Linked DNA regions of Homo sapiens: regions 1 and 3 are each linked to region 2. The links are chromatin contacts, found by Hi-C or POLR2A ChIA-PET in ENCODE. All regions are on one chromosome and are shown on one strand. Each heading gives the region's core, a stretch centred on a gene start or an enhancer-like site at or near the end of the contact. The rest is flanking DNA. Distances are from core to core; before and after follow the strand shown. Region 1 holds the start of PA2G4 (proliferation-associated 2G4). Region 2 holds the start of COPZ1 (coat protein complex I subunit zeta 1). Region 3 holds the start of ORMDL2 (ORMDL sphingolipid biosynthesis regulator 2).

Region 1 (3,238 bases), core at 74-2,573, 1.8 Mb before region 2:
CCCACAGGACGGGAGGCATCCTAAATACCTGTTCCCCACCATCTTTGCTGTTAAAACCATTTAAAAGCACAATGACAAGCAGTTTGTATCTCCCTAACTGGAATAAAATGGAAAGGCTAACTGGAAAGAGAGAAAAGAGAAAGTGGCATCTGCCTAGAGTGACAGGCAACTGCTGAGATCGTCAGAGCACACCTGGAGTAAGGATGACTTGTGAAAATCCTAAAATCAGTCCTCCCTTTTCCAGTAATGTTCACAAGCTTGCCTAGTTGGGATAAGACGGAGACCCCAAAACATTTGAGTTGTCAAGTCACTGAGAACAACAAATGTGAATGCTAACTAAGACTATCTGCACAGATTGGAAAGGTGGTAGTAATGAGTAACTTCAAGAAAAGCCATATATATCTCCAAGACTTGCATTAGAAGCTCCAGGAGTGCTCTCCAACGGTCTCCTTAGCTGGCCCAAGGTAGAAGGGGGCCCCCACCAGGGTAAGAGCTGAAGTAAAGAAGGAAAGGCTCCAGCAAAGCACGTGGTGGGGAAGCTGGTGGTGGGGAAGCTGGTGTCAGGGACACTAGCGGAGTAAGAAGGGGGCCAGCCATCCGCAATGGGACCCAGCAACACGTGCCGGCTTGGCTCCTGACGCCCCGGAGACGCTACAAAAACAGAGGGGCACTTCTGTCGCCAATAGCTGGGCGCTTCCTTTTCGAGGTGGCCTCGCCGCTGCCAGAATCAGAGGAAGCAATAATCGGGAATGAAGGATAGGAACAAGAGAAAACACGTCTTGCCTCCTAACAAACGGCCTCGGGTCGGAGCCTGCCAGGGTCCCCTCTCTGCGCTCATCCTGGTCGCCGACCCGCACCTCCATAGACTTCAGCCTGGGCCTGCCCGCTCAGGTCCCAGGCGCGACACCGGGTCTTCCCACCACGCCGTGCCCAGCGGACCGGTGCGGGCCCCTCAGTAGCTCAGTCCGCATGACCCCTCCGCTCCAGCCCCTTCCGGGCCAGCCTGTTACCTTTCCCTATCAGCCTTGATTCCCCGACCCCCGAGGCCGCACTCACTGTTGGCGATGTCGCCCCCCATCTTATACTTGGTCACGACCAGGTCCTCAGCGATAGTTTGCTCCTGTTGCTCGTCCTCGCCCGACATCTTCCTACTACCACCACTGCAGCCTCGTTTCCCCTGAGCCGCCGCCGCCTCTGTCTCCCTTCCCAGCCACAGGCTGTGGTCAGAGTCCCCTCGATCCTCGAGGAGAGGGCGAGCGAAAGCGCGAGCAAGCAAGGGAGCGGGCAGGCAGGCGAGAGCGAGAAGCTGCGAGCGCGCGGGCTGAGGCGCAGGGCACGCTGGGACAACTAGTCCTCTCGGCCGCCAGACTCTAGCCGCTCTCGAGGGCCTTCGAACTACAATTCCCAGCCTGCCTCTCGCGCTCCTAAGCCAGGCCCTGGGGCCTTGCCCTCCAAGGGCCTCGCACGCCGGAATCGCCGGGCACTCTGGGAAGGGTCAGGCTCCGGCGGGAAGGCGGAGCCGTTGGGGAGCTTGAGGGGAAGCGTGGTCTCTCCCGGAAAAACCACTTCCACCGAGAACGCTGAGCGAGAGCCAGTAACAGAGAGGGGCGGGCTGAGGGGAGAGGGGCGGAGCTACGGCGGGGAAATAGGTTTAAAGTCGAGCGGGCAGGGGTGGAGTAGAGTGGAGCCGCAGCGGGTGGGCAGTGTCTACACCTAGGTCGGGGAGGCTGGGTGCGCCCTTCTTCGGATCCCTGGGTCGGCTGGCGAAACCCGCCCAGCCGGTCCAGTCGTCCTCCGAAGCTGGGAGAACAGGGAGGGGCAGACAGGTGGAAGAAGACCAAGGGTGCTGGTAACGGGGGCTAACTGGGCAGCCAGACACCGGAGGGATCATCCATTTAAAGGCCTCGCAATCTAGAGGCCGGACTCCTAATGAAGTAACATGACTTTATTGTTCCAATAACAGGCACCTGGATGGAGCACCTAAGGGAAGTGTTCAGAAAGACATGTTTGTTGAGAGTTCTTACCGTGAAAAAATAAAAAGATTTGATGACTTTTCTAAGATAATGAATTCAGAAGCATCTGGAGGTTTCAGTGTTTGGCCTCTGAAGGAGGGCTTATAGGGCTTTTTATAAGTCCTAAAGCACGTAGGTTCTTTTTGTTATTCCCAATTGGTTGCCTTGTAGATTCCTACTAAAACCCTTAATGAAAAGGACTATGCGCTATGGTTGTTCTAAAGAAATAGAAGTAATAGTAGGACTAGAGAAAGCTGCATGGGACAGAGTAGCACTGTCAGAACACAGAAAGGTGAGTATCCACTGCTGAGGAGCAGATCTCTTATCTAACATACGAAATGTCTTCATTTGACAGACAGGAAGCTGAAAAAAAACTTTGGCATTTTTATTCAGACACGTATAAAAACAAAACAAAAAACTTCAGTGATACAACAGACGTTTTCCCTTAGTTCCCCATCCAAGGGGACAGAGGTGTGCAGCTGAAGCTGGATCTTTTTTCTGTCCTACCTGGAAGCTTCTCACTGCTGGATGAGAATGGCTTCTAAAAGTGGATCTTGGGGATCCTTGTGAATTTGCCCTCGGATAAGGAGTGAAGATCATTTACGGCACATGTGGATTATGGTTTACACAAAGATGTCCAGTTATTTTTCCTTCTGACTACCCCCACCACCACTTCCTGAGATGAGATGTCTAGGTATAGGAGGATGTGGCTGTTGGGGTTAGACTTGATTCAGTGCAAAAACAAGAAACAGTGCCCCTTAAACAAGGGCTGTAACTTAAATCAGTTTTTCTTGGCACCTTACAATAAGAGCACATGCACAGGAATTGGGAGGATTTTGCATCCTGGATCTACTGCTTAATTTATTTCATCTCTTTAAGGCTCAGTTTCTTTTTTTTTTTTCCCCTGTAGAGACAGTGTCTTGCTATGTTTCCATAGGCTTATCTCTAATTCTGGGCTCAAGTGATCTTCCCATCTCAGCCTCCCAAAGTGCTGGCTGGGATTACAGGCATGAGCCACTGCACCCAGTTCTAAAGTTTTTTTTTTTTTTTTTTTTTTTTTTTTAAAGAGATGGGGGTCTTACTATGTTGGCTAAGCTGGTCTCAAACTCCTTGCCTCAGGTAATCCTTCTGCCTCAGCCTCCCAAAGTGCTGAGATTACAGGCATGAGCCACCATGCCCGACTTCCCTTTGTGTAAAATGAGATAATATGTATGTCACAGAATTGT
Region 2 (3,584 bases), core at 283-2,782:
ACACACACACACACACACACACCCCTCCAAATCGCAAAATAGGGCACTTTTGAGAGAAATTCTCTGGTCCAGTTCTAAAAAGGGGTAACAGGTATTTTATTTGTTAGAACAAGCATAAAGCATCATATGGACAAGAGGGCTAATACAGCCCTTTAGCGACCACAATTCTCATGTAACCAGAGAGGGAGAAATTAGCATCCTAGATCATACAATAAGAATTCCTGGCCCGGCGCAGTGGCTCACGCCTGTAATCCCAGCACTTTGGGAGGCCGAGGCGGGTGGATTACGAGGTCAGGAGATCGAGACCATCCTGGCTAACACGGTGAAACTCCGTCTCTACTAAAAAATACAAAAAATTAGCCGGGAGTGGTGGCGAGCGCCTGTAGTCCCAGCCACTCCGGAGGCTGAGGCAGAAGAATGGCGTGAACCCGGGAGGCGGAGCTTGCAGTGAGCCGAGATCGTACCACTGCACTCCAGCCTGGGCGACAGAGTGAGACTCCGTCTCAAAAATAATAATAATAATAATAATAATAATAATTCCTGGCCAGGCGCGGTGGTTCAAGCCTGTAATCCTAGCACTTTGGGAGGCCGAGGCGGGCGGATCACTTGAGGTCAGGAGTTCGAAACCAGCCTGGCCAACATGGTGAAACCACGTCTCTACTAAAAATACAAAAAAAATAGCCGGGCGTGGTGGCACGCGCCTATAGTCCCAACTACGCGGGAGGCTGAGGCAAGAGAATAGCTTGAACCCGGGAGGTGGAGATTGCAGTGAGCCAAGATCGCGCCACGTGCGCACTCCAGCCTGGGTGACAGAGCAAGGCTCGGTCTCAAAAAAAAAAAAAAAAAAAAAGAATTCCTAAGGTCTAAATGGGTAGAGAAAAGGAGAACAGAATAAGGAGTCTAGAAAAAATATTCCACAATCCATGCTAACTTTATCAGGTATCCCAGAACTTTGATGGAATACTGATTATTTGACAAACCTATATAATAGGGATTAACAGGAAACCGAAGACAAAACAGTTTCCTGAAGGAATGTGGCAGGGAATCGGCAATGGAGAGTCAAACTTGGGAAACCATCAGGAGGAGTCTGTAACGACAAAACATCTGTATTCTTTTCTTACAATATGGGGCGAGTTTGGTGGTTTGGTAAATTAAAATCAGGGTATCATCCACAATGCTAAAAATAAGGGGCAACCTGAAGGGTCCTAATCCAGTACGCCTACAGGTCTGTGTATCCTAAGGAGTCCATGTGCTGCCTTCAACTTTCCACCGACTCTATGCCCTCTCCCCGGCAGGGCTTCCTACTCTAAACCAAGGCTTTAGCTCCTACACTAGGCCACACACTTATTCCAAAGGTCAGCAGAACGCTCAGTCCCCAAGAATTACCCGGAACTCTCTTTCCCCGTCTCCCACTCGGGCTGAACCCTGACTCCCGGCCCCTGTGGACACCACAGCATCTCTGCTGCCCCTCCAGCTCCTACCAAAATCAGCGCCTCCATCTTGCCCCGCAGCTGGTGCCGACGTGGAGCCGCAAAAGAAACGCCGCCGCTGATTGGCCATACGTTCCCATTAGGCCCCGCCTAGGATAAGGATCATTGGGTAAGGCTTGCTTTATTGGCCAATTATTGTACTAGCTTGCTTACCGGAAGCAAAGTGTCCAACCAGAAGGCTCAGGTGTTTGATTGTCAGCTTGAATACTCAATAAAACGCCAAAACCTCACGACTCATTGGGGCGGGAGGGTTAGTGGGGCGGGGTTGTTTCCATGGGGAACAGAAGAAGCGATTGTTAATTTTCAATTGGTAGGGCCGAGGACACGTGATATTGTCGGACTGATTTAGCGATTTTTAAACCGCACCCTCTTTAGGGGGCGCTGTGTCTCCTTAGCCTTTAACACTGGCGCTTTCTAACCGGAATCCTGCCCTAATCCCTATTTTCAGCGCCCGCATTAGGTCCATGATCTCTGTGGCTAGCCCTTCCCTCATGCTCGCTCAGGTCACTTCAGCATCCTCACAGAAAGTCTGCACAACCATAGAGTAGAGCCAAGAAAGGCCCAACATGTTAACTACATAAACCAAGGCTGCCAGGAGTTGATAGTCGCAATAACAATCTCCCTAAGGTGGAGTTCCAGGCTTTGCTGGGCCTGAGGAACATGAGAAGTCAGTTTGTAAAGGCCAACTTGAGCTCAACGTGAAATCGGCTTTGGAGATGGGGTTTGCGGGACAAACGGGGAAAGGGATGGGATTAGAATAAGAGAGGGGTTATAGGGAGTAAATTCTGGGGTTTTCCAATAGAAACAAGCCGTTGTGCCTGGGCGCGGTGGCTCAAGCCTGTAATCCCAGCACTTTGGGAGGCCGAGGCGAGCGGATCATCTGAGGTCGGGAGTTTGAAACCAACCTGACCAACATGGAGAAACCCCGTCTCTACTAAAAAAAAAAAATACAGGCCGAGCGTGATGGCTCACACCTGTAATCCCAGTACTTTGGGAGGCCGAGGCGGGCGGATCACGAGATCAGGAGATCAAGACCATCCTGACTAACATAGTGAAACCCCGTCTCTACTAAAAATACAAAAAATTAGCCGGGCGTGGGTGGCGGGCGCCTGTAGTCCCTGCTACTCTGGAGGCTGAGGCAGGACAATGGCGTGAACCCAGGAGGCGGAGTTTGCAGTGAGCTGAGATCGCGCCACTGCACTCCAACCTGGGTGACAGAGCGAGACTCCGTCTCAAAAAATATACATATATACAAAATTAGCCGGGCGTGGTGGAACATGCCTGTAATCCCAGCTACTCGGGAGGCTGAACCAGGAGACTCACTTGAACCTGGGAGGCGGAGGTTGAGGTGAGGCGAGATCTCGTCATTGCACTCCAGCCTGGGCAACAAGAGCGAAATTCCATCTCAAAAAAAAAAGAAAAGAAAAGAAAAGGAGAAGAGAAGAGAAAAGAAAAGGAGAAAGAAAGAAAAGAAAGAAAGAAAGGAAGGAAGGAAGGAAGGAAGGAAAGAAAGAAAGAAAGAAAGAAAGAAAGAAAGAAAGAAAGAAAGAGAAGGAAAGAAAGGAGAGGAAAGAAATGAGGCGTTGCAAAATGAGAAAAGAGAAGTTTACTGAATGCAAGAATTTCACAATAGGGAATGATTTTGATGAAGCTTGGCTTTCCCCTATCCCTTGGTTTCCTGATCCCTGACTCCTCTTAGGGCAGGGACACCTATTACCTTAATTATCCTAAAGGGATTTTTTCCCTCATCTCTGAAAATTATATCCTTAGGAGCCCTCCAAGAAGAGATTCCAAACTTACCCAGGAATTTTTCTTTTTTGAGACGGAGTCTCGCTCTGTCCCCCAGGCTGGAGTGCAGTGGCTCAATCTCGGCTCACTGCAAGCTCCGCCTCCCGGGTTCACGCCATTCTCCTGCCTCAGCCTCCAGAGTAGCTGGGACCACAGGCGCCCACCACCACGCCTGGCTGATTTTTTGTATTTTTAGTAGAGACGGGGTTTCACCGTGTTAGCCAGGATGGTCTCCATCTCCTGACCTCGTGATCCGCCCGCCTCGGCCTCCCAGAGTGCTGGGATTACAGGCGTGAGCCACTGCTG
Region 3 (3,394 bases), core at 802-3,301, 1.5 Mb before region 2:
TGCCATAGCCTCCCAAGTAGCTGGGACTCCAGGCATGCACCACAGTGCCCTGCTCTTTCTCTTCTATTTTAAATGACCAGTTTTACTGTATATAGTTCTAGATTATCTAAAACTATTCCAGCTATATCAACAGCATTTACTTTGGGGTTCAGGAGATAGCACCCTTAACTGGAGACTGTAAGTCAGTATCTGTTAATTGTTAATGACATGGCAAATGACGGCTCAAGCTATTTCAGTCTGTATGACTGTTACAGTCCTCTTTGCTTCCACTCCCTACAGTGTTTTTGAAGATTAATATCAGTTCTGCCTTTATTTACTTCTTTTGGCAGTGTAAAATCATTTGGTTTTATTTGGCACTTATCTTTTCTCAGTCCCTTCATTTCCTTACTACCAAGGAGGCAGCAAGGAATGCTTGATTACAGTATTGACTGTAATCTACATTTTACTGCTCTCTGTAGGCTTAGAACTAGTATACCATAATATCTTCAAAGGGTTTTAGATGAGAAGTCTGCTTTTTAACAGCTTCCCTATGGGCCTTTCTACCTGGCTCTTGGAGCTCTTTCTAACCCAGCATATCTCATTTCCCCCATAGACTCACAGCACAATAGGAGAGATGCTGAGGAACTTGCGGGAAGAGGTAAACTGGAGCCCATAGTCCATTTGCTCCCAGTGTGTCAGTAGCCGAGCCTTTCCTTGGTCAGGAGTCTCAAAGGGTGTCCCTTTCACCGTATGAAGGAAGACATACGTAGCCTGGGAACAGGGAAGGTGGCAGTGTGAGGGGCAGAAAGTAGTTTTTCAGTCAAAGAATTATGTTAAGATCCCAAAAGGAACACATAAATCCCCAAACAATTGGTGATTTTATTTTGCTTTTGGTTGGGAAACCCTGGGGTGGGTACAAGGGCGTGGTTTAGTGCTCACCAGGTTATGGATGACGTTGGTCAGGGTCCAGACAACAGGAATGCTGAAGAAGGGGATGCTGAGTAGAACCATATGCAGCAATCCTACCAAGATGATGTAGGCCAGCCAGATGCCTCGGCTATTCATCACTCGGGTGTTGGGGTTTACTTCGCTGTGTGCCACCCCCACATTCATCCTAGCCGTAATGGGGGATCAGGCAGGAGTCCAGCTCAGTTTTTTCTCAACCCCTCTTGAGCTATCTCCCAGTTGTCTCTCAGATAGCCCCAATCCCCTGAACTCTATTGGGAATGAAGAACTTACCCATCACGCAGAAAATAAAAACTGAAGACTTGGGGAAAACTTTAAAAGACAAGAAGAGTCCTCACTACATTTCAGAGACATAGTCATTATTGCTCTGATCTTTACACGTCAACTGTAACATGAAGGTGTATGTGTAGGCTTGGGGCACTCACTTCAGGGAGCAAGGGAAATAGGAGTATCTGACTTTGCTGAAGAAGTTAATAACCATGAAGAGGTCACGTACACCCAGAATTCCAGGCGAAAGTCATGGAATCATCAAAGAACCACTAAGAAGGGATGACAGAGTAAAGCTCACTCTGGTCCCCACTTTGTTCTCTGGGGCTTGTCCACCCTCTCTCTCACCTCCGTGGCATGTAAACAGTCTGCATCCCCATTACTTCTCTCAAGCGTGGGGCACGACAACAACTTGCCCACGGCTTCTGGACTGGGTTAGGAAGGGACCTGAGCTCAATACCTCGAAAGGTGGAGCCTTGGCTCTGACTCCAGGGGCAGCAGTGATTATCTGAACTCGGATCTTTAAAATTGTGGTAGCTCTAAAGCTGATGATGTCTGGTTAGGAAGCGGCTCTTGCCCGCCCCAGCCCCACCGCCAGTTCCTTAAGCCCGCCCCATGCCCCTCCCAGCTTCCTCCTCATGTTCATCGGTTTTTTCAGGGCTCCCTTCAGCGCTCCCCTCTCAGTATTTAGGTCACCACTCCCTCGGCGCCCCTTTCGCCTCCCACCATTTTTCCTCAGCAACCCTTACAGTCTTTGCAGCTCCTACCTGCCAGCTCAGATCCCCGTCCGGCTATGGGCGCGGCGCCGGCTACCACACCTGAAGTCTCCAGGAAGTAACGCCTCTCCTTCTGCCCCTTTCCTATTGGAGGAACAGAATCAGCGCTGCCACCACCCATTGGTTGGTGGTCTGTAATGCAGAAGCACAGTTGGTTGCCATTTCTGTCGTTCGCAAGATACAGTGCCCGCCCCTCTCCCAGTTCCACCTTTTGAAAGAGGTGGGGCAAGCTGCCTAGAGAAGTGAGAGCGACGTCAGCTATTGACCAATGGGAAGAGCTGATGGTATGGCGTGGGAGCAAGAGTGACAACGATTGGTCAGCCTTGCATCTCTACGCCTAAGGCGGGAGCTCCTGGAGGCGGAGGCCGCGGGTGGGGGCCTAGTGGAGTGAGGGGTAACAAGATGGCGACCGAGACGGTGGAGCTCCATAAGCTAAAGGTACCGTGAATCGGGGAAGGGCTGAGTTGGACTTTTCTAGGAACTGAATTCTACAGGGTAGCTTGCGCCTTCTCCTACGTCTTCTCCGTGCAGCCTTTTCCACTTCGTTTCTCGGCTCCCGCCGTAGCTCTTTTGTGCCACCCTTCCACACTACGCCTTCCCTAATTTCCCATTTCTCCTCACGGCTTTACTGCTATATTTATTTGTTATTTCTGCTTCCTTCATCATTGTATCGTCCGTCACCCTTCCCCACTGGGTTGTGTAAGTGCCTTCTACCTGTTATACTCTTCGTTGCTTTTCAGGGCTGCATTACGTCAGTTGGTCCCTCCTTTTTGCCCCATGTCGGAGCCAGGATCCGTTTTTCTTCCCTGGGATGATGTTTCCAGTCTGTCGTCCGAAGCTGAGATTTCCCTGTTAGCAAATGGTGGCATTTTTGTGTATTTCTGTCTAAATAGGTACCAGACACTCAGAAAATACTTCCACTCCCCTTTTCTAGGTGGGATTACGCCCCAAGCCGAATTTTGAAACAGGGAGAGGCCTCTCAGAAGATCGGTCTCGCCTTAGAAGCCTGGGGTTGAGGAGGTCTTGAGAATAGTAGAAGTACAGACACCTCAGATTTAAAAGTTTTCGAGTTCTGTCACGCGGCTCTCGGCCCGCCAGCCTTCCTCACACACCATCTCCAACCACCAGAGAGAACTCACACCTGCAATATTTGGGAAAAACAATTCCAAGGTTAAGATTATCTCTGTTCCATTTCATATCTCGGGTGGGCCCTGCATCTCCTGGTGTTACCATTGGCTGACACTGAATCACAGAAGCTATTTTAAATTGTCTTATGAGACTCTTGGTAGTTTTTTCACACTTAGATATATAAAAAAGTTAAAAAAATATATTAAAAAGAAGAACATTTTAAAAAGTATTTTCTTTTAGGGTAAATTAAGATATCTTGAGTAATTGTCTGTTTGTGG

Evidence for each region. Hi-C counts contacts between places; a loop is a spot of excess contacts on that map. ChIA-PET counts read pairs that join two places held with the same protein, here RNA polymerase II (POLR2A). Pooled maps may share reads with other maps.
Region 1: a pooled map shows a loop between it and region 2 (11-fold over the local background). The contact joins the promoter of PA2G4 here to the promoter of COPZ1 in region 2. A Hi-C loop is called at or near these places in 3 of 50 pooled maps. POLR2A ChIA-PET finds 5 or more read pairs at or near these places in 2 of 52 experiments (CD4-positive, alpha-beta T cell and HepG2).
Region 3: a loop to region 2 is called in a pooled map, with 8 times the contacts of the local background. The contact joins the promoter of ORMDL2 here to the promoter of COPZ1 in region 2. A Hi-C loop is called at or near these places in 5 of 50 pooled maps. POLR2A ChIA-PET finds 5 or more read pairs at or near these places in 6 of 52 experiments (AG04450, BJ, CD8-positive, alpha-beta memory T cell and 3 more).

The regions. Positions count from the first base shown.
Region 1 is chr12:56,102,644-56,105,881 of GRCh38, reverse strand. It overlaps PA2G4 (proliferation-associated 2G4), which reads right to left and starts at 1,323. Exons shown (of 13, transcript NM_006191.3): 1 at 1,057-1,323. The coding sequence starts at 1,144. ERBB3 (erb-b2 receptor tyrosine kinase 3) reads right to left here. Exons shown (of 28, transcript NM_001982.4): 28 at 2,377-3,238. It overlaps LOC105369782 (a long non-coding RNA gene), which reads left to right and starts at 1,463. Exons shown (of 2, transcript XR_944995.4): 1 at 1,463-1,594; 2 at 1,964-2,068. RefSeq lists enhancers at 1,049-1,268, 1,279-1,628.
Region 2 is chr12:54,323,079-54,326,662 of GRCh38, reverse strand. COPZ1 (coat protein complex I subunit zeta 1) reads right to left here and starts at 1,532. Exons shown (of 9, transcript NM_016057.3): 1 at 1,482-1,532. The coding sequence starts at 1,499.
Region 3 is chr12:55,816,698-55,820,091 of GRCh38, reverse strand. It overlaps ORMDL2 (ORMDL sphingolipid biosynthesis regulator 2), which reads right to left and starts at 2,051. Exons shown (of 4, transcript NM_014182.5): 1 at 1,980-2,051; 2 at 919-1,093; 3 at 599-750. The coding sequence starts at 1,092. SARNP (SAP domain containing ribonucleoprotein) reads left to right here and starts at 2,368. Exons shown (of 11, transcript NM_033082.4): 1 at 2,368-2,426. The coding sequence starts at 2,391.